Regions from separate parts of the Homo sapiens genome. Here region 2 is linked to region 1. Evidence: chromatin loops called from intact Hi-C (ENCODE). Cell type or tissue: tibial artery. All regions are shown on one strand. Each heading gives the region's core, and the rest is flanking DNA. Links, peaks and the distances in the headings are about the cores only.

Region 1 (10,854 bases), core at 3,790-7,789:
AGGATCATCCCTTATAGAAAACCTTCCCTTTCTTGCTCCACTCACCAACAATACACAAATAATCATTACAGACTAGGTTAAATGCCTCTTCCTTAAACACTCATAAGTGCCTGTATTTTGCTTTATTATTGAATTATTTTAAACAAAATTGTCTGTTTAATTGCTACTGTTTCCAAATTGAGATTTTTTATATTCTAAGCATTGTAGCATAATGCCCAAAACAAAGTTGGCAATGAATAACTGGAATGAAAAAAAAATTAATGAAAAAATTATATTTTTTGTAAAATTCTCCTCAAGTGTACCATACTCATAGACAAATGACTAAAAGACCTTTGACTAAAAGACCTAATTTTCTTAGCACTGATTTCCTATAGGAATAAATTTTAACAGATAGACAGTAACAGCTTAAGCAGTGTTTAGGTATCAGGAATTGTTACAAATGCTTTGCATTTATCAACTCATTTAATCCTCAAAACTATCATGTGGAATAACTACTATTATAATCCTCTTTTAAGGTTAGAAGACACAGATAGGCTAGGTATGTTGACCAAAATCAAACAGTATATAAATGGAAGAGCCAGGATTTGGATCCAACCAAGTTAACCACTTTTTTAAAAAAGTGTATTCTGGTCTCATCTAATCTCCAGAAGGAACACAGCTTTGCTAACACCCTGAATTTAGCTCAGTGAAAGACATTTTGGAACTTTTTTACTGCCAGAACTCATAAAACTCAAAAAAAGCTGACTTATCATCAAATCACCAATGATTAACATTATAATAATGCGAGAATGACAGCAGCAAGATGAAATAGGAGGCCCTTCAGCTTGTGTCCCCAAATAGCAACAATAATTTCACAGCCACCCACGGACAAAATGGTCTTTGTGTTAGCGTTGAGATTCAGGCAGGCGTCTGTGAAACCCCAGTGGGGCCCAAGACCTGGAAAAGTCAATTGGAGGGCAGATCTTCATTCACGTGACAGATTCCCCAACTGTGGTCCAGGCTTCAGACTTGGAAAGGGCCCTGTCCTCCCGATAGGACCTTGTTACCAGGGGCTGTAGCAGGATATGAACCCTATCTGGTCCCTTGGCGGACTGGACTTTTTCTAGGACCTCGGTCTGTACAGTGGATGAAGATATGCAGAGAAAAGACCTGTTACCAGGTGTGTGGATGGTTTGGCTTTCTCTGGGAACCTGGGAGGGCTCCTACTGGATCACTGAGTAGATTCCTTAACAGGCAGTACTGCCCTAGTCCACAGCTGAGTGGGGCTGGAACTAAGCTACAGGGTTGCTTCAGGGCCTACAGTCAAGACTTAGGTCTTCAGGCCTAAGGTGTCACAAACCTGCATGTCTCCCTTCAGGTCCTTAAGTTAGCGGGCCTGCTGTATTGAGAGGGGCTGGAGCCACTTTTCAGGGGTGTTTCAGGGACTGATGAGGGACCTAGGTCAGGTGGCCTGTTTGCAGGGCTATGGACAGCCCCATCTCCCTCCAGGATGCTGGGTAGGCAGAACTGCTCTCTGACCACAGCTGAGAGGGGCTTATGCCAAGATTCAGGGTTGTTTCAGGACCTGCTGTGGGACTGAAATCTGCCTGCCTGTCCTGAGGACACAGAAGGATGTATCTCCTGACTACAGGAGGATTTCTGTGCAGGATTTCTGTAAGACTGTGGCTGAGTGGAGCTGAATCCCCGATTCAGAGCTTTTTCAGCATATGCTATGGGACAGAGATTGGCAAGTCTGTACTGATGGCACAGACAGGTGAGTCTCCTAGCAGTTCCTTGTGCAGGCAGGGTTGCTCTCAGGCTGCAACCAACAGTGGCAGGAGCTGAGCTTCAGGGCTGTTTCAGTATTTAATGCAGGACCAAGTTCAGAAAGCTTGACCCAGGGATTCAGACAGTTTTGTCTTCTTGTGGGTCCTTGAACTGATCTCAGACCATAGCCAAGTTAAAGTGTCTTATCAGGGTCCGCAGTTGGGACTGAGGACAGTGGACTTATTTTCTGAGGTACCAGTGTGCATGAATTTTCCCAGGCCTCTTGGTGAACAGTTTCGGTAGCAGGCCAATATCCTTGATGAATATAGGTGCAAAAATCCTCAACAAATACTGGCAAATCTAATTCAACAGTACATTAGATCAATTACCATGATCAAGTGGGATTTATCTTTGGAATGCAAAGACGGTTCAACATATGTAAATCTATAAATGTGATATAATGCATTAACAGAATGAAGGACAAAAATCACATGACTGACTCAACAGATACAGAAAAAGCTTCTAACAGAATTCAATATTCCTTCAGGTTTAAAAACTGTCAATATATTAGGTATAAAAGGAATATACTTCAACACAATAAAGGCCATATATAACAAACTCACAGCTAACATCACACCCCAAAGGTAAAAAGTTGGAAGCTTTCCCTCTAAGATCAAGAACATGACAAGAATGCCCACTTTGGCCATTTATATTCAATATAGTACTGCAAGTCCTAGCCAGAGGAATTAGGTAAGAAAAAATAAATAAAAGGCATCCAAATCAAAAAAGAGAAAGTTAAATGGTCTGTTTGCAGATAACATAATTTTATATAGAGAAAATCCTTAAGACTCTACCAAAAAACTGTTAGTACTAATACATACAGTAAAGTGGCAGGATACAAAATCAACATAAAAAAATCAATAAGATTTCTCCACACTAATAACTATTTGATAAAATTAAAAACCAGTCCTAATTACAATAGCATCAAAAACAAATTAGAAAGAAATGTAACAAAAGAGGTGAAAGGTCTGTCACTGAAAACTATACAATATTGATGAAAGAAAGTGAAGACACAAATAAATGGAAATATACTCCATGTTCATGGACTGAAAGAATCAATGTTATTAAAATGTCCCTACTACTGGAAGTGAAGGTTCAAAGTAATCCATATCAAAATTCTAATGACATTTTTCATAGAAATAGAAAAAAATCCTAAAATTCATATGGACCCACAGAGACATTTAATAGCTAAGACAATCATGAGCTAAAGAACAATGCTGGAGGTATCAGACTACCTGATTTCAATACCTAGTGCAAAACTAAGATAATTCAAAACAACATGGTTCTGGCATAAAAACAAACATACAGACCCCAGAATACAGAGTCGAGAAATAAATCCATACTTTTACAGTTGACTTATGTTCAACAAAAGTGCCAAGAACACACAACGGAGTAAGGACAGTCTCTTCAAGAAATGGTGTTAGGAAAACTGGATATCCACAGGCAGAAGAATGAAATTGAACCCTTATTGCACACCATATACAAAGATCAACTAAAAATGGATTAAAGACAAACATAAGACCTGAAACATAGGGGAAGAAAACACAGGGGGAAAGCTTTTTGACACTGGACTCGGCAAAGATTTTTTTGGGATATGACTCCAAAAGCAGAAGCAAGAATAATGAAAACAGACATAAAACTAAAAAGCTTCAATCAACAGAGTGAAGAGACAACCTTCAGAATAAGTGAAACTATTTGCAAATCTTACATCTGCTAACAGGTTAAAATCCAAAATATGTAGTCGCTCCTCATCAGCAGATTCAACCAACTTAAGAGAGAGAAAATTTAGAGGGGAAAAAAAATGCAACAATAAAAATTAATATAAATTTTAAAAACAATACATTATAATAGCTATTTACAAAGCACTTACATTGTATTAGAAATTATAAGTAATCTAGTGATGATTTAAAGAATATGGGATATGTGTAGGTTATACGCTAATACCATGCCAATTTATAGAAAGGACTTGAGCATCTACAGATTTTGGTATCTCAGGGGAGTCCTGGAACCAGTTTCCCGTGGATACAGAGGGATGACTGTATAAGGAACTAAAAAAAACAAAAACAAAAACAACAACAAAAAAAACTTAATAGCAAGGAAACAACCCAATTTAAAAAATGGTCAAAAAGATTTCTCACAGGACATAAAAATGTCAAATAGGTATTTGAGAAAATTCTCAGTGTTACTAATTGTCAGGGATTTTCAGGGAAGTACAAACAAAACCACAATGAGATAACATTTCACACCTGCTAGGAAGGCTATTGTCAAAAAAAGGCAAAAGATGATGAGTGTTGTTGAGGATTATGAAGAAAGGAAACTCTTGTACACTGTTGGTAAAAATGTAAATTAGTATAATCATTATGGAAAACAGTATGGAGGTTCTTGAAAAAATTAGAAGTCAAATTACATGACCGGTAATCCCACTCCTGAATATCCATCAATATATACAAAGGAAATGAAATCAATATGTCAAAGATATATCCTCACTCCCATATACACTCCAGCATTATTCACAGCCAAAATACGGAATCAACCTAAGTGTCCATCAATGGATGAAAAGATAAAGAAGATGTGGTATATATACACAATAGAACACTAACTCAGCCTTAAACAAAAAAGAAATCCTGTCATTTGCAGCAACATAGATGCATTTGGGAGATATTCTGTTAGCTGAAATAAGCCAGGCACAGAAAGACAAACACCACATAATCTAATTTATACAGTAGTCTCTCCTTATCCATGGGAGATGAATTCCAAGGCGCCCCTCGCATGTCTGAAATCATGGATAGTACCCAACTCTCTCTATATACTATGTTCTTTTAATCTGATAACCTAGATGGCTACTGAGTGATTATGGGACACATGCAATACACAGCATGGATACGCTGGACGAAGAAATTATGTATGTCCCAGGCAAGACAGAGCAGGACACTGCAAGATTTCATCACATTACTCAGAGTGGCATGCAATTTAAAACTCATGAATTATTTATTTCTGGAGTTTTCCATTTAATATTTTGGAACTTCAGCTGACCAAAAGTAACTGAAACAATGGAAAGTGAAACTGAGGATAAGGGAGGGACTACAATAGGTGGAACCTCTAACAGGGGAACTCATAGAATGAAAGCAGATTTTAAATTTTCTTACTACAAAAAAATGGTATGTGAGGTAACAGATATATTAATAGGCTTAATTTTGTCATTCCACAATGTATACCTATATTAAAACATTATGCTGTATACCATAAATGGATAAGATTTTTATTCATCAATTAGAAAAAAAACATATAAAATATACATCAAAAAGCAAGTAAGTGCAGAGCCAGGATTTGAATGATTTGAACCCAAATAAGTTGTACTCTTATGAAATTGTTACGTATTTAGCAAACTTTTTTGAAAAAAGAAGTACAAACACATTTCAATAACCTGAAGGAAGATCAGCCAATATATTTTACATTCACATTTATTAATTTCATATAGTGACAATTAGAAAGCAAACCATGGTAATGCTGTTTTCTTCTCTAGAAATGTTAACAGGTCCTTAGCTGAGCCAGGCCTTGACAGACAGACAGCAAGCAAATCTGTGTCCTCCTTAATGTGTAAGCCAGGTAGCTAAGGCCTCAGCCACCAAAAGTCCTCTGGCTCCAGGCTTCCTAATTGAAAATTAAATAACAGAGTACTCAATTATTGTCTTGACCCTTAAGCATCTTCTTTCTTAGAAGAAAAGTGGTCTTCTCAGCTGTCTTAGGATACCTTCTAGCAGTCTTTTATATCTAAAGTTTTATCTTATTCTATTTTTTATTTTTCCTAATCAGTGTTATGAGAGGGAAAAACCTTTTTAGCTAATAAAATATCCTCAACTCTGGTTTATGATGCTCTTGACTATCAGCCAAAATCTAAAATCACAAAGAACTATGTAATAATTGTCTCCTAGATTATAAGACTAATTAAAATGTAAAAAGGAGAAAGGGCTTTTGCAGTATGTTTTATTTTGTAGAACTACATTAGCTATCTTACAGTATTGTTAGAATTAAAAGATATTTTTTACCCACTTCATGAATTAAGAAAGAATTACTCAAAAAAGCTAAATAAATGTCCACAGTTCCAAGGCAGGTATCTAATCTGCCCCTTTGCATCATATATAAATCAGGTAAGCTATTAAGATAATTCATTTTTTCTTCATGTGGGGCCAGCATTCATAAAAGAAACAACAAACATGCCACTATGGTATCTACCTTATAACCTACATAAATTTTGACTGTAAATAAAGTTTTAGTCCAAAGGTTATTTTGACATCTTCCCCCTTCATGTAATGGTCAAATATCTACTATATAATAAAGAATATTTCAAAGACAATTCTAATAGTACAGATGAGACAAGCTTCAGACTGGGAGAAAATACCTGCAAACCACATATCTGACAAAAGATCTGTATCTAAAGAACCCTCAACACTCAATAATAAAAAAGGAATCCCATTAGAAAATAGGCAAAATACATAAGTAGACATTTCACCAAAGATATGCAGGTGGCAAATAAGCATATGCAAAGATGTTTAATATCATTATCCGCTAGGAAAATGCAAAGTAAAACCATAGTAAGATACCACCACACACTGATTAAGGCAGCTAAAATAACACAAAGATGGTGAGGATGTAAAGAAAATGAATCTTTCATTTAACCACTGGTGGGAATGTATAATGGCATGGCTACTCTGAAAAGTTTCTTGACAGCAGTTTCTTAGAAAACTACAAATACTCTTACCAAGCCACATAGCAATTGCACTCTTGGGTACTTACCTGACAGAAAAACTTATGTTCACACAAAAACCTGTAACACGTATGTTCATGATAAATTTATTCGTAATAGTCAAAACACTGGAACCGATTCACTCAATGAGCCAATGGGGTTAATGAATTAGTTCCACTGATGCTTTGTCACTGAAGTCAGGAAGTACCCAGACAGTAAGGGACTGCCTTTTGAAGTTCTTCTGATATTGGACAATGCCCCTGGCTACCCAGAATCCCATGAGTTCAACACCGAAGGCTTTTGTCCAAGTGGTCCACTGGTCCCCAAACACAAACTCTCTAATTCAGCCTGTAGATCAGGGGGTCATAGGGACCTTTAAGGTTCATTACACACAGAACTCTATGGAAACGAATGTCAACACTATGGAAAAACCTCCACAGACAGAACATGATGAAAGTCTGGGAGGATTATCCCATTGAAGATGCCCTGTTGTCATAGAAAAAGCCATGAAAGCCAACAAGACTGAAACAAATTTCTGCTGAAGAAATCTATGTCCAGATGTTGTGCATGACTTCACAGGATTTACTACAAAGCCAATCAAGAAAATCATGAAAGAGATTGTAGACACGGCAAAAAGGGTGGGGAGTGATGTGTTTCAACATATGGGTCTTAGAGAAATTCAAGAGCTAACAGATACCACACCAGAGGAATTAACAGAAGACAAGGTGGAGATAGATGCTTCTGAACCACTGCCAGACAGTGAGAAAGATGCAGAACAGTGCCAGAAAACAAACTGACATTAGACAATCTGGCAGAACGGTTCTGAATATACAAGACTACTCTTGACTTCTTTTACGACATGGACCCTTCTATGATACAGGTACTGGAATCAAAGCAAATGGTTGAGGAAGGGTTGATACTGTATAGAAACATTTTAAAAGAAATTAGAAACCAAAAGAGATAGACAGAAATTACCTGTTTAGTTACACCCAGTGTGCCTAACCTGTCTTGTCTCCCCTTCTACCTCCTCCACCTCTTCTACCCCTAGGCAACAAGATCAACCCCTCCTCTTCCTCCTCAGCCTACTCAACAGGAAGACAAGTAGGATGCAGACCTTTACAATGAGCCACTTCAACTTAATGAATAGTAAATATATTTTCTATATATAGTAGATATATTTTCTAAATATCTTTTCTTTACCTTACTTTATTATAATAATACAATATATAATACATACATAAAATATATATTAATTGACTATGTTACCAGCAAGGCTTCCAGTCAAGTAGGCTATTAACAGTTAAGTTTTTGGGGAGGCAAAAGTTATATGCAGATTTTCAACTGCTTTTGGTAGGGAGGGGGTGTTTCGACCCCTAACCCTTACATTGTTCAAGAGTCAACTGCGTATGGAGGAAATTCTCATTACTGCAGTTCCAGAGCACTACTATACATCAGAGAGCTACTGACCATTTTAAATTTACTTCTGTATTGACAAAGGACAAAAATTATAGGAATTGTAAAAATGTGTCATCTAAAGCTGTCTGCTCTCTAAATTGCCTATGTGCATTTCCCCATGACAGTAAGTCCCCTACAATCTATACCTTTACAAAGGAAGGGATGAATTCTGAAATATATTCACTGACCACTACTTACTGTATCTGTATTTGAAATTTTATAGTTACATGCTAACTAAAGCAGGATGACTAAATAATCTCAAGACTCAATCACATGTATATTCATACTCCCATTTTTCAACTGAGGTGGCTTATTTATTGTAATTCTCCATTCCTATGCTTTCCAAGGGTTGCTTGTTGATAAATTCTAAAAATTATGAAGTACATCCTTTACTGCTCTTGAGGTTTCATGAGTACTTATAACTCTTCTTTCTCATGATGCCTTCCTCAGATCCAAACCCTCACTCAGAGCCTCTTTGTCTACCACACTGATTCTGCATAATGTATTTTAGACTAACTCTGTTTGGCCAACAATAATGATAACTATTCAGTAAACTCTCTGTTTTTTTTGTTTTTTTGTTTTTTTGAGACAGAGTCTCGCTCTGTTGCCCAGGCTGGAGTGCAGTGGCGCTATCTCGGCTCACTGCAAGCTCCACCTCCCGGGTTCACACCATTCTCCTCCCTCAGCCTCCTGAGTAGCTGGGACTACAGGCGCCTGCCACCATGCCCGGCTAATTTTTTGTATTTTTAGTAGAGACGGGGTTTCACCATGTTAGCCAGGATAGTCTCGATTTCCTGACCTCGTGATCCGCCTGCCTCGGCCTCCCAAGGTGCTGGGATTACAGGCGTGAGCCACCGTGCCCAGCCTTAGTAAACTCTCTTAACATCTAAAGACAGAATTAGAAAATAGCTGACACTAACAACTTATTCCTACATATAGCTCAATAGCCATTCAGATGTCAAATGTTTTCCTACCTTAGAAATAGAACATAAAAGCCCTCCATTTAGTTTGCACAACTAACTTAAGCTCCTCATCTTAGGTTAGTTCTAATCACTGTTTTTTAGACTAACATAATCCTAAACTTTGTGGGAGAAGCAACCTGGATGAACTCCTGGTGACAGTCCTTCATGTCAAATTTGAAGTTTGGTCAATTTACCAAATACCTCTCTGCTTGCTGACTAGCAATGGTATACAATGACCTGCCCAAGATGACATAGCTTACTTAACAGCAGCAGTAGCTGTTAGGTCTATTGACTCCCAATCAGAGGTTGGTTAGTCTCAACTGGCATGAAAAAAAACCCTGCAAACATCAGAAAGTTCATCAAAATCATCACTGGGCTTTTCTTTAGGAGACAAAACATAGCAGAGGAATACATTCTGAAAGAACACGGTTATTATAACAGATGTTCAATACCAACAATTCACTTCTCTTTGAATGTCTATGTGTACAATTTGTATTTTTTTCTGTACACATCTTTATTTTTAAGATCATAAACTTTCTTCCCATCGCTAAAAAGGAATACATGTTTCGTACAGAAACTCTGGAATTTTAATTAGGAATTGTGCAGATAAAATGGTAAAAAATGGAATCAGAGAATCTTTCTCCTCTAATAAAACAAAACAAAAAACTGTTAAACAGAAATACTTTAGCAGTAACTAAACAAAGAGACAAGTTAATAATAAACAAGCCTAGAAAATTCTACAGGAGTTCTCCATAGTTCCTAACTTTAACCTCACTCTTAAAAGCTATACTTGCATCAATAAAATCTCCTAAACTCTCATCAATGTATCAAATATGAAAAGAAGAAAACTGATAAAAACTGTAATTCAATTATTAAATTTCAAGCCTAAAAAAAAGAATTCACTGGGACTCAGCCTGAAAAACACCTACAAGGGAGAAAAAAATGCTAAAATATGGTGTCATAATATCTACAAAGTTCTGAGAGAGAGACCAAGACTCATACCTAGCAAAGATGTCACTCACATATAAAGGTAACAGGTATAGCCTTATCAAATAAGAATGAACTTATTTAGTACACAGAGCCAATAAAGCCTTGTGTGGAGTGTGTGTGTTGCAGGAGGATATGGGGAACTCAATGACAAAATCCAGCCAACTAAAGCATAATTAAAAACACAATTTTATACAGACACACACACACATACACACACACACACACACACACACTAGTGACCTTTGAATCCACTAAAATAAAAAACTAAAACCAAAAAAAGGTAAATAATTATAGTAGCAGGTGGAAACATAAGTCGTTACACAGTGAAAATAATCATTCAACAAAAAAATGAAAAAAAAGTGGCATGAATGCATACGGTTGCTAATTTCATTCTTCAGAGTAGAAAGAAAATGTCTAAACTTAAAACATGAAGTGTAAAAAAGGAACTTAAAACTATTTTTTTTTTAGACCCAGGGTCTCACTGTATTGCACAAGCTGGATTTGAATTCCTGGGCTCAAGAGATCCTTCCGTCTCAGCCTCCTAAGTAGCTGGGTCAACACCTTGAGCAGCTTGAAACTTTTTTTAACCTAAGATTGAGATCTTTAAAAAAAAAAAAATCTCTTGGGTTTAATAAATATCTAAAGTCCAGCAATTCCTATAATTTTTATTAGGTTAAAAATGTGGCCTGCCTACACACACACATACTTTTTCAACCAAAATGGGCTCTATTTCATAATATTTGTCATTTAAAAGAACAAGAACTTTCCATATATAGATATATATATGTGTGTGTGTGTGTGTATATATATACACACACACACACACACACAAAAAGTAACATATTTTAAATTATTTTTTCTACAGCTACCATAAGGTAAAAAACAAAAATAAGAATT
Region 2 (10,854 bases), core at 2,459-6,458, 920 kb after region 1:
GACCAGTGGGAATTAAGGTTGCAGATGGAGTTATGGTTGTTAACCATTTGACCTTCAAATAAAGATTGTCTAGTGCAATCACAGGGATTCTTAAATGGGGAAGAAGGAAGCAGAAAAGTTGAAACCAAACTGATGGCCTCATGAGACTTGACGGGCCATTACTGCTTTAAGGATACAGAGGGGTCATGCGAGCCAAGGAATACAGGCGGCCGCTAGAAGCTGGCAAAGGCAGGAAAACGGAATCTCTCCTAGAGCCTCCAGGAAGAAAGCAGCTCTGCAGGCTTCTTGACATCAGCCCAGTGAGACTCAAGTTGGACCTCTGACATCCAGAACTGAAAGATAATAAAATTTTGTTGTCTTAAACCACTAAATTTCTGTTAATTTTTTATAGCAGCGAAAGGAAACGTCACCCTACTACATGGTATTATTTAATTTTTTTTACAAAGCAAACACAAGTTTTTACCAGAAGATATCTGTTCCTGTTAGAGAGCAGCAACGAATGTTCATGAGCTATTCTCTATGAAGAAAAACAGTAATATTTTGAAGGGTTTATGTTCACATTAATAACCAAACATCTAGCATTCAGAGAAAATTTTATATGAAATGGAGACATTATGTATATAATCTCTGCTAAAATAAGAATTGTATTAGGTGCTTGCTATATAGAATATTAATTAAATAGTATTTTTTTCAGAATTCAGATTAGCCTATATAGTTCTTTCGTCATCGAACACCTTTTAATCTTATTTTTTTAAGAGTCAGTGACAAAGCATAGAAAGCCATATCTTACTCTTTCCTTTTAATGTTATTTTTGTTTCAAGACTACTTGCTGCTTTATTGTTAAATACCATTGGCAATGTCAGCTTTTGGATTAACGAAAATGGAACAGGTGAAGTAAAGCAAATTAAAGAGATTTATTTTATTCTCTTAAATGAGAACATCTAGATGTGCTTATGCTTGGCATAAGAAAACAGCTGGGTCCAGGCGTGGTGGCTCATGCCTATAATCCCAGCACTTTGGGAGGCTGAGGAGGGTGAATCACCTAAGGTCAGGATTTCGAGACCAGCCTGGCCAACATGGCAAAACCCCATCTCTACTAAAAATACAAAAAATCAGCCGGGCGTGGTGGTGGGCGCCTGTAATCCCAGCCTCTTGGGAGGCTGAGGCAGGAGAATCGCTTGATTCCAGAAGGCAGAGGTTGCGGTGAGCCGAGGTCGCGCCACTGCTCTCCGCCTGGGCAACAAGAGCAGAACTCCATCTCAAAAAAAAAAAAAAAAAAAAAAAGAAAACAATTGGATAATTACTACTCCTCAGTTACCAACAGACTCCTTAAAAATGGTTGCAATAGATTTCCTCAGCCAAGTCATGGGTATTTCTTTCCTGAATTCCATGAGGTTGGGCTTTCCCTTCTCATATTTCTGTGTATGTCTCCTGTGTTCACAGCTGAATGTAGGGTATGCCTGGGCATTAAGGCAACAGAATGATTTCAGATCTCATGGAAAACAAGTGCTTGGCCACTTCATTCTGCCTAACTTTAAGCTCAGCTCAAACCGATGCAGAGACAATTAAGGTTGGTAGCTGCCCCAGAGTCGGGCTGCTTGGTCAGCTTTATTGAACTGTTTTTCTACTCTTCAGGTACCTTGTTTGATTGCTCTTGGAAAGCTATTTTGCTGATTTTGTGATTTTTTTTCCCCATTTGACTTCTATGCAGCTTAGTTTTCAGTATTCCCCAAAGATGTCTCTATTTTGCCAGTGCCTTCTATTTCTCAGACCTTGGAGCAGATGGTTTTCCTGATAATTTATCTCCCCCTTCATCCTTAAACACATATCATTGTGGACACTCTTTTCCAATAACCCACATTGCCTCACCATTTTCTATTTAAAGCTTACAGTCCAGTGATCTAGTCATGTAGGGAATGCCTATCTGTGATGGTTTTATGCTAAGCCCAAGAAAGGCCTCTGATTTGTTTTCAAAATCTTGGAAATCAAGTCTTAAAATGTTCCTCATTTTTTCCTTCCATGAGTGCAGACAGTCAGCTGACATAGGGGCCTCTCCCTCCCTGCCAACAGAACCCTGGGAATGGCTCTTTCTCATCCCACACTACCCTCGTTTGCCTCTTTACAAGCTTCCTGCCTCCTTTCTGACAGTTACTTTAATTGTAAAATGAAGTTTGCATTCAGTCATTCCCATAGCAACACTGGTCAGAGATCGACACCTTTACTCTCTAATTACAAACTGCCTTTGGGAAAGGGTTTGGCAAATATTTAATTGGTGCTTTGTACTGGAGATGCATTGGGGACAAAGAAATGGAGCTTGGGCTTACAGACCAGAGGGAGAAAGAGAAAATTTCAGAAGTGATTATGGTTCAGTGTTGGAAAGCAAGTGTAGGAGTGGGGCCACAAGGAGGGTACCTGGTCTAGAAGGGGGCAGGTAGGGTGGGGCAGGGACTTGTGTTGGAGGATTCTTCATAGAGAATAGCTCATGAACATTCGTTGCTGCTCTCTGACAGGAACAGAAATCTTAATATCATAAAATACAAAAAACCCCAACAAACCCACATTGCATTACAGTTACAGAAATAAAAATGGTGGTTGCTGAGATGCGGTTGACCAGAAAGGGACATGATACAAGTGCCCTGTTTAGTCTTAGGTGGTTGTTGCGAGATGTTGCGAGGATATCTAATTGTCAAAATCATCTAGTGGAATACTTCACATCTATACATCATTGTATGTAAATAAAAAATAAAGCAATATGAGAAAGCTTTCCATGTACTGATATATGGAAAAGTCTTCAAGATATATTAAGTGGAAGAAGCAAGGTGGAGGCAGGTATATATAACCTGCCACCTTTTGTAGCACAAAGAGGAACAATTAGGGATGTATGGTTGACTGCTTCTGTGTGCACAAAGAAAGAACTCTGGAGAGAGTGGTGAGGCACCAGCAGAAGTGTTGGGGCTGGGAGGTGGTGAGCAGCTGGCAGCTGCAGGAATAGAGGGCAGGGATGTGAGGGAGACGTTTCACTTTTATACTTTATACCTTTAAAAAATCCTTTATACTTTTTGGTATTTGAACTATATGAACATATTTCTCATTCAAGGAAAATAAAAAAAGAAAGCAATATGGAAACCGAACTAAGGAGATTTTAAACTGAGATATAAGATGCTTTCAATTATTCCCAATGACAGGCTATTTATCAATTTAATATTTTTAAGCAACTTCCTCCCATCAGTGCTCTGGGAACCAGCTGGGCAGATGTGGTACACCCATGTCAGATACCCCAGTGGCAGGCTCCTGTCACTGTAGCACTTGGTCCCTCCATCCCTCCCAGCCTTCCTAGCTCCTTGCTCCTGGAAACCTCCCCCCATCAATCTCTGACATTTCAGAGGAAATACTGTTTGTCACCTCTTAAGGAATCTGGAGGACGGCCTGTGAGATATGGCGTCAGTTACAGCCTCTTAAAGAGTCAATAGCCCCTGCAGAGGCCAGAACACTGGAACAAATGTAAGGAAGGTATAGTTTTTAAAGATTTTTGACTTGAATTAAATAGGATTGGTTACTTCTTGCCCCTCCCGAGGGTGGACTGTGCACAGAAGAGACCTCTTCACCGGGTTTGCTGCTCTTTTTCGCACTGTGAGTTGGGGTTCTAACAGTCAGCGTTGGTCCATAACAAAATGGAAATCCTTTCTTTCCCCTCCTGTTAATGCCCCCTGTCTGTGCAGTGACTGTGCAACCAGCACCTTTTGTGGTCGAATCAGCCAGCAGAAGTGCCCCTCGTGTTCCTGGATTCTCTCTTCTGTGGTTCCATTTCTTTGAGTCCTGGGTTCTCGCCCTGAATGGCTCAACAGGGGGAAAGGCAGACAGCTTCTTCGTGCCAGAAACATTTTTTTTTTTTTGAAATAGTGTCTTGCTCTGTTGCCCAGGCTGGAGTGCAGTGGTGCGATCTTGACTCACTGCAATCTCTGCCTCCCAGGTTCAAGTGATTCTCCTGCCTCAGCCCCCCAGGTAGCTGGGATTACAGGCACACGCCACCACGCCCAGATAATTTTTGTATTTTTAGGAGAGTCGGGGTTTCACCATGTTGGCCAGTCTGATCTCAAACTCCTGACCTCAAGTGATCCACCCACCTTGACCTCCCAAAGTGCTGGGATTACAGGCATGAGCCACTGCCCTCGGCCCAGGAACATCTGTAGTAAGTACTTTGCCATCTCTGTTCCTTCATATCTCTTCTTTCAAATGAGGATGCTGCTAGTTTTTCTTATGGGAGCCCAAGGAAAATTAGAATATTTTGTAGTGCTCGTGTATTCCTGCAAAGAGCATTTCACATTGGTTATGTTTTATAGCTTGGACCCTTTAAACCTTTTCCCTGCAACACACACAAGATGTATTATGTATTATATTCCTAGCTGTTTTAAATTCAAATGCCTAATCAAGAGAAGCTAAGTAAAATAATTCTTGGCCCCTGCTGAGTTTTAGTCCTGTGCCTCATTCTCTGCTTGCCTGCTTATTCCTCTAATTCCTAAATTCAACATTTATGCACAGGCAGTGGCTTCATGGAGCATTGGGTTGAGAGGGATTGTAAGGCTGCCCTTGAGCTGTACTTGGGCTCTGCAGGCAAGTGTGCTGTGGCTGAAGAGTGATGTCTGCTTGGGGAGACATCAGAAAGATGGGGAGCCTCGGTCTAGGTATTTGCCAAGGCTGCTTTGATAGTCCTACCCTAGATTTCATGGTATTCCATACACCTAGTGCTATTTACTAAGTGTATGCTCCATAAATAATGCTCATGTTGCCTTTAAAAACTTTGTCCTTCTGGAAGCATGATTATCTGTCATGTTAAATAAACAGGTCTGCCCACAAGAGCATGGCTACTGGCACTGAAGCTCATTCCAGCAGAATTTAAGTGTCATGATGCAAGGCACTCAGGTCTGTTTCCCGTGCCCTTCTCCCTCCTTGAAAGAACCTCAGCTAAACGCCTTTGCTTTATAGTTTTAGCTCCATGTGGCAGACATTGGAGACACCCTTTAACTGCTCCTTAGTGGATGCGAACACACCCTTACTGCTGTTTTTAGTGGCCCTGATGAGAACCTGGAAGTATTTCCAAGGCCCGTCATGCAGGTGTGGCTCACTGTCTGAAGCAGTAGTATCTGTGGCTAGATGCAGTGATCGAATGCCATGTGTCCAGGTAGTGTTCCAAGTGTTTTACATATATTGTTATTTCGTCCTCACAGAATCTTATGAGAGAGCTGCTGCAGTATTATTATCATCCTCACCTGAGCTCAGAGAGCTGCGATAACTTGCCCAAGGTCACATAGCTACTAAATTGTGAAGGCTGGTTTTTAGCTTAGGCAGTCTGAATTTAACCTGTTTAACCAGTGAAGTGCCTTGAGCACTTAACTAGAAGGCAGAGCCCTGTATGTTCTTGGGAAGTTATTTTTTTTCCCCTTTTTTCCCATCTATAAAATGAAGATTTGGGCAGGATGGTTTAGATTCCTCTGAGCCCTATCTTATTTGATTCTAAGTTACATGTTGAAGGTATCTTTGAGCCACTCTACTGCTACTCGCCATAAAATGTGATGAATAATGTATGTATGTGCTAGAGGTATACAGATTGAAGTGAAGACTTGAACCTTCTTAGCACACACCAGAATTATAGCTTGTCAAGAGCAAGAGATTTATTTTCCCAAACAATTAGAGGACACCAGTAATTATGTTTAATTACATGTTGAATGGTTTTCCTGTTGTGTCAACCCCATTGTCTTAATTGTGCTTAAGAGCAGCAGGCTATTATTTTGAGGTTTGTGAAGTTTAAAATTGCTGTGTCTCAGCATCGGGGGAGCACAAGCGTTAAGAGCACAGGCTCTGGCATCAGACGATCTGCAAATCCTGGATCTGCCACTTACAATAGATCCTTGGCAAGTTCCTTAACTTCTCTAATGGTTCCTCGTACTGGGAATAATAACAGCATCGATCTCACGAGTGTATTGTGAAGATTGAACAGCACATATATGAGGAGTGTCGTGCTGCGTTTGGCATGTAAACCTTTCAGATGTTGGCTATCATATTATTTATTATTATGGATTAGGCGTTGATGGTGGGCAGTCTCTGACATGTTCCAGGATCCAACCCTGATGGATAGAGCCATCTGGGGTAGATCTGGGCTCCAGCTTGGATGGATTGCTGCTGTTTGGTACTAGTTTTGACATTTAGGGTGTTTGTTGTCTATCTTGTTTCTAGTTTATGTCTGTAATCTCATTTTCTAAAAGCATGTGGAATGGAGCTAAGAAATACGGCAACCATTGAAAAAGTTACAATTGTTAAGTCCTCTGAAGAGAGTCACAGAGGAAGGAGAACTAACTCTAGTATTTAGTAGGAAAATTATCTTTGTAGTTGATAATTTTAGGCAGTACACAGCAGACATGGGCTTAGATAACATTGAATCAGGTAGTGGAAAGTTATTTTCATTTTATTCCTCTTTCAGCCCTTCTGAATCTACCAAAGACAAAGCTTCAGTTTGGTGCTAGTGTTTAATCTCTAATACTTTGGAATTTCCCTCTTAATAAAAGGAAAGAACAGGTCCTAGGCTTGGAGTCCTTGACATGCAATGTTTCTAGCTAGAGCTCATTAGTATTGCTTTGTTTTCATTGTATCTCTTTTTATTGCCTTCTGTTTATAGCATGTAATACTGATTTTTCACTTACAACAGTAATATAAAAGTTTCATTGAAAGTATATTTAAGGAAAAATAAGTTAATTAAAAAAATATTAAATTAAAGGTAGAGTGGATGGTACATGGTTATGACAAAAATTGTGATGGTGCCACCCAAATCCCTGAGTTAGGACACATTGGTTTAGAGAGGAAAAAAAGCACAAAAACTTAATGCTAGGGAAGGCCAATATTTAAAAAGAGAAATTAAAGAAGTTGGAGAAATTAAAGAAGGGGAGAAATCATTGCAGAAGTGGGAGGGGCAGATGCTTGGAGAGGGTGATAAAGGGATGGCAAAGGAGAGGCATTGGTTTGCTAAGGGGACAGCTGTGGGTGCCTTTGCTGCTTCCCATTTAGCAAAAAGACTGGCATAATGAGAAGTGAGAGGAAGGATGCTGGGAGTGTGTGCTACTTATTTCCAAAAAGCTTAGTGTGTGGTGATAGCACAGTGAGTTGAGGTAGAAGCAAGGTCGATGGCAGGTTTTTTGCTTTTAAGGATAGCACACATGTAGTCATGCTTTTAGCTAATGGAGGAAGCCTACGAGAAGGGAGAGATGGAGCCAGGGTCAAGGAGTGGGAGGATGGTATATTAGTCCACTTTCACACTGCTGAAAAAGACATGCCCGAGACTGGGTAATTTATAAAGAAAAAGAGGTTTAATGGACTTACAGTTCTGCATGGCTGGGGAGGCCTCGCAATCATGGTGGAAGGTGAAAGGCATGTCTTACACGATGGCAGGCCAAAAAAGAGAGCTTGTGCAGGGAAACTCCTCTCTGTAAACCCATCAGATCTTGTGAGACTTATTCACTGTCATGAGAACAGCACAGGAAAGACCCACCCCATGATTCAATTACCTCCCACAGGGTACCCCCATGACATGTGGGAATTATCGGAGCTACAATTCAAGATGAAATTTGGGTGGGGACACAGCCAAACCATATCAGATGGGTTTACCTAGGAGGGAGGGGAGAGAGAGTGAGACTCCCTTGGGGCCAGAGGGAAAAAGGGGAGGCAGAGGAAAGGGAAGGGAAGCTGCGTCTTCTCTTGCCAGTAAATTCAGCAAGTACATTTTAGCCAATTCGTGATGTCTAAATAATTCAGCAGAAAAAGAGGGTGAGGCGCAAGTATGAGTGCCTGGAGGGAACCAGGCTGTGAAAGTGGAGACTGAGGAATCTCAGGAAATACTGACTCATTGATCATAAGGAAGTCCCATGGGAGGGAGATGCCACAGTTGGCATCTAAGTAACTGATGTGCTTTACTGGAGGAAAGGCTTGGAGCTCAGGGCCTGACAGTGCTAGAAAACTGAGCAGGAGGACACAGTAGCTCATGCCTGTAATCGCAGCTAAGGTGGGAGTATTGCTTGAGCCCAGGACTTTGAGACCAGCCTGGGCAACATAGTGAGAACCCCATCTCTAAAAATAAAATAAAATAAAAATAATGAAGTCAGGCATGCTGGTGCATGTCTGTAATTCCAGCACTTTGGGAGGCTGAGGTGGGAGGATCGCTTGAGCTCAGGGGTTCGAGACCAGCCTGGGCAATGTGGTGAAACCCTGTGTCTACAAAAAATACAAAAATTACCTGGGTGTGGTGGTGCATGCCTGTAGTCCCAGCTCCTCAGTGGGGCTGAGGTGGGAGGATTGCTTGAGCCCAGGGGGTTGAGGCTATAGTGAGCTGAGATCATACCACTGCACTCCAGCCTGGGCGACAGAGCAAGACCCTGCCTCAAAATAAATAGATAAATTAATTAATTAAATTAAAATTAAAAGAATTAGCTGGGTGTGGTGGCATGTGTTTTGTAGTCCTAGCTACTCAGGATGCTGAGGTGGAAGGATCACTTGAGTCCAGAAGTTTGAGACTACAGTGAACTATGATCATTCAACTGCACTCCATCCTGGGCAACAGAGCAAGAATCCTGTCTCTAAAAACAGAAAAGAAAGAAAAAGAAAAAACTGAGAAGGACAATGAAGGTGGCAGCTGCTTTTCAGACCCAATCCAAGGGATTGGTCCAATGCTACCTGTTTTGGTCCCTCTTTGCTGCTGTCCTGTGAAGCTTCTTTAATTAAGAAAACACTGAGAGAGAGCAGTCCCCTGACAGTGGCTGACTGGCCATGTGGGGGGAAGTGACGTCACCTCCACCTGTGTCACAAGGACCGCCTCCTTGAGGATATGGCCTGTGAAGGACAGCCTGCAGTTACTTCAACTCTCCATTGTGAAGCACATGGGCTCCAGACGCAGTGGCATTAATGCACCCAGGTGTGGATTTATGGCCATGGAAAGGGCCCAGCACACTGCATGACCAGCTGCAAGCTTTGTGCATTAACCCAGGAGGCTGAAGTCTCTTCTGATCTTGCTCCCTGTAACCATATGTCCCTTAGATTTTATTCCTGGGTATATTGGATCATGGAGCTTGTGGGAGCAGAGCCATTTGCAGCAAATCTAATCTAGGAAGAAAAGGGAAGTCATTTTCAGCATATGGCTCCAAGCCTAGTGCTTCCTGACCTGAAATCCAGCCTGTGGGCATCAGGGGAAGAGTGGGAAGGAGGAGGTGAGGCGAGAGCATGTCTGAGTAGCTGACTGATGTGGAGCCAGCCTTTGTGGCCGAGGTGGCCCTGAAGGAAGGTGAGGGGCAGGGAGAAGAGAGTACCTACGTGTCCCTGACTCCTGCCTGACTCTGTGGCTCAGGGGCAGTCAAAGTGGTTAGCGACCCGGGACATACCCGGGACAGTCAACTGGGGCCGCCCAGCAGGCTGTCCAGAGTAAAAGCAATTCCCAGTCATTGGGGTCATCTGGAGATCTATGTTAGAGTCTCCAGACTGGGAGCCCCTGCTGTAGTCCTCGGGCTGTTCCTGTCTCAAATCTGTCCAGCCACTCGGTTGCTTTTGTCACTATTTATGTGAAAAGTTTTGGCTAGCCTGGATTTTCTTTTGTTTCAGCATTGCCCACAAACACCAATGTGGAATTAATCTGGAAAAGGCATCCCAATCTTTACCAGAGTTGAAAGTTGACCTTTTCAGGCAGCTCATATGATTACTTTTAGAAGCACTGTCAACATGCATTTTCCAAAGAAATGCATCAGAGACAGACTAGGTAGGTGAGTCCTGCCTCCCTCCCAGCAAGATCCCACAGTCTGCACATTCTTTATCTCTGTCTTCACCTGCCAGGCTGAGGGTGAAGGCCTTTTCTTCTACCATTAGGGATGATGGAGAACAGCTCTCTCCGTTTATTTAAAAAATATCCTGAATATGCTTTAATTAATCACTCTCAAAGATTTCTCTCCTCCAGACAAAATAAACCTAGGTTCATCCACTCTTGTTTGTTATTTCTAACCCTTTGGTCACCTTAAAGGGCCACCCTGACCTTAGCGTAGTAGGAGAGGGGTTATGGACATGGGCTCTTGTTCTATCCCATTCTTACTGGGTGGCCTTGTGCAAGTCATGTGGCCACTGCAGCCTCAGTTTCTCCAGTATTACCTACACCATGGGGTCATCCGAGGATTCAGTGAGACAGTTTCTCTAGCATGCTCCCCATTGTACCTGCTTTTAGCAGCCAGTAAATACTCTCTGTTACTCTCATTCCCCACTTTGCACTTAGAATCAGTCATAACTGTTTAGTGAGGTACTGATTAGCACTGCTAATATTCTGAATGCTTGCTTAAAATAGAAAAGAGTTACTTTCTATGAGACTTTGCATTTTTTAAAGCTGATTCTTTTTTAAAAAAATTAGACATCACTCTTACAGAATAATAAGATGGAATGAATCCGTGATGTTATCTACATGATGAGGCCAGTATGGCACAAAAGCAGTGAAGTCCCTGAAAATACCAGCCAAATTTCACCTGAGCATATATTATAGAGCTTTAAAGTACCTAGAAGAGAAAAACCGCTTCTTTCCCAGCTTCTTTGCCTCCCAGGCACCACATCACCACAGAGCAGCCAAAACAGAAACCAGATCAGGCCATTCATTTGCTTCAAGGTACGTTACACATGTATGTGCTACCGGGCTTTGCAGCACTGGGCTCTGCCTGGCTCTTCCCCCATCACCCCATTGTACCATTCTGCTCCTTGCTCTCTTCAAATACATCAGCCCACTTTCCAGCAGACCACGTGCTTCCCAGCTCAAGGTTTCACGCTTTTGGTCACCTCTGCCTGCAGTGC

Evidence for each region. Hi-C counts contacts between places; a loop is a spot of excess contacts. Peaks named below come from ENCODE experiments on the same cell type or tissue, not always from the same donor. Only the 100,000 strongest peaks of a DNase experiment are listed, where the experiment ranks them.
Region 2: it touches region 1 in a loop (7-fold over the local background); 1 of 110 quality-filtered maps calls a loop at or near these places.

Annotation. Positions count from the first base shown.
Region 1 is chr2:147,976,625-147,987,478 of GRCh38, forward strand. All of the region lies in intron 1 of ORC4 (origin recognition complex subunit 4), which reads right to left. LOC105373674 (a long non-coding RNA gene) reads left to right here and starts at 6,987. Exons shown (of 5, transcript XR_007087258.1): 1 at 6,987-7,430; 2 at 7,599-7,696. In tibial artery, for the core only: no CTCF peak of the experiment used is centred there; no DNase peak of the experiment used is centred there.
Region 2 is chr2:148,898,442-148,909,295 of GRCh38, forward strand. The region is part of intron 1 of KIF5C (kinesin family member 5C); the gene reads left to right. Among named protein-coding and RNA genes, the nearest start is that of KIF5C-AS1, 8.9 kb to the left of the region's middle. RefSeq lists a silencer at 10,739-10,854. In tibial artery, for the core only: no CTCF peak of the experiment used is centred there; a DNase peak (open chromatin) is centred at 4,700.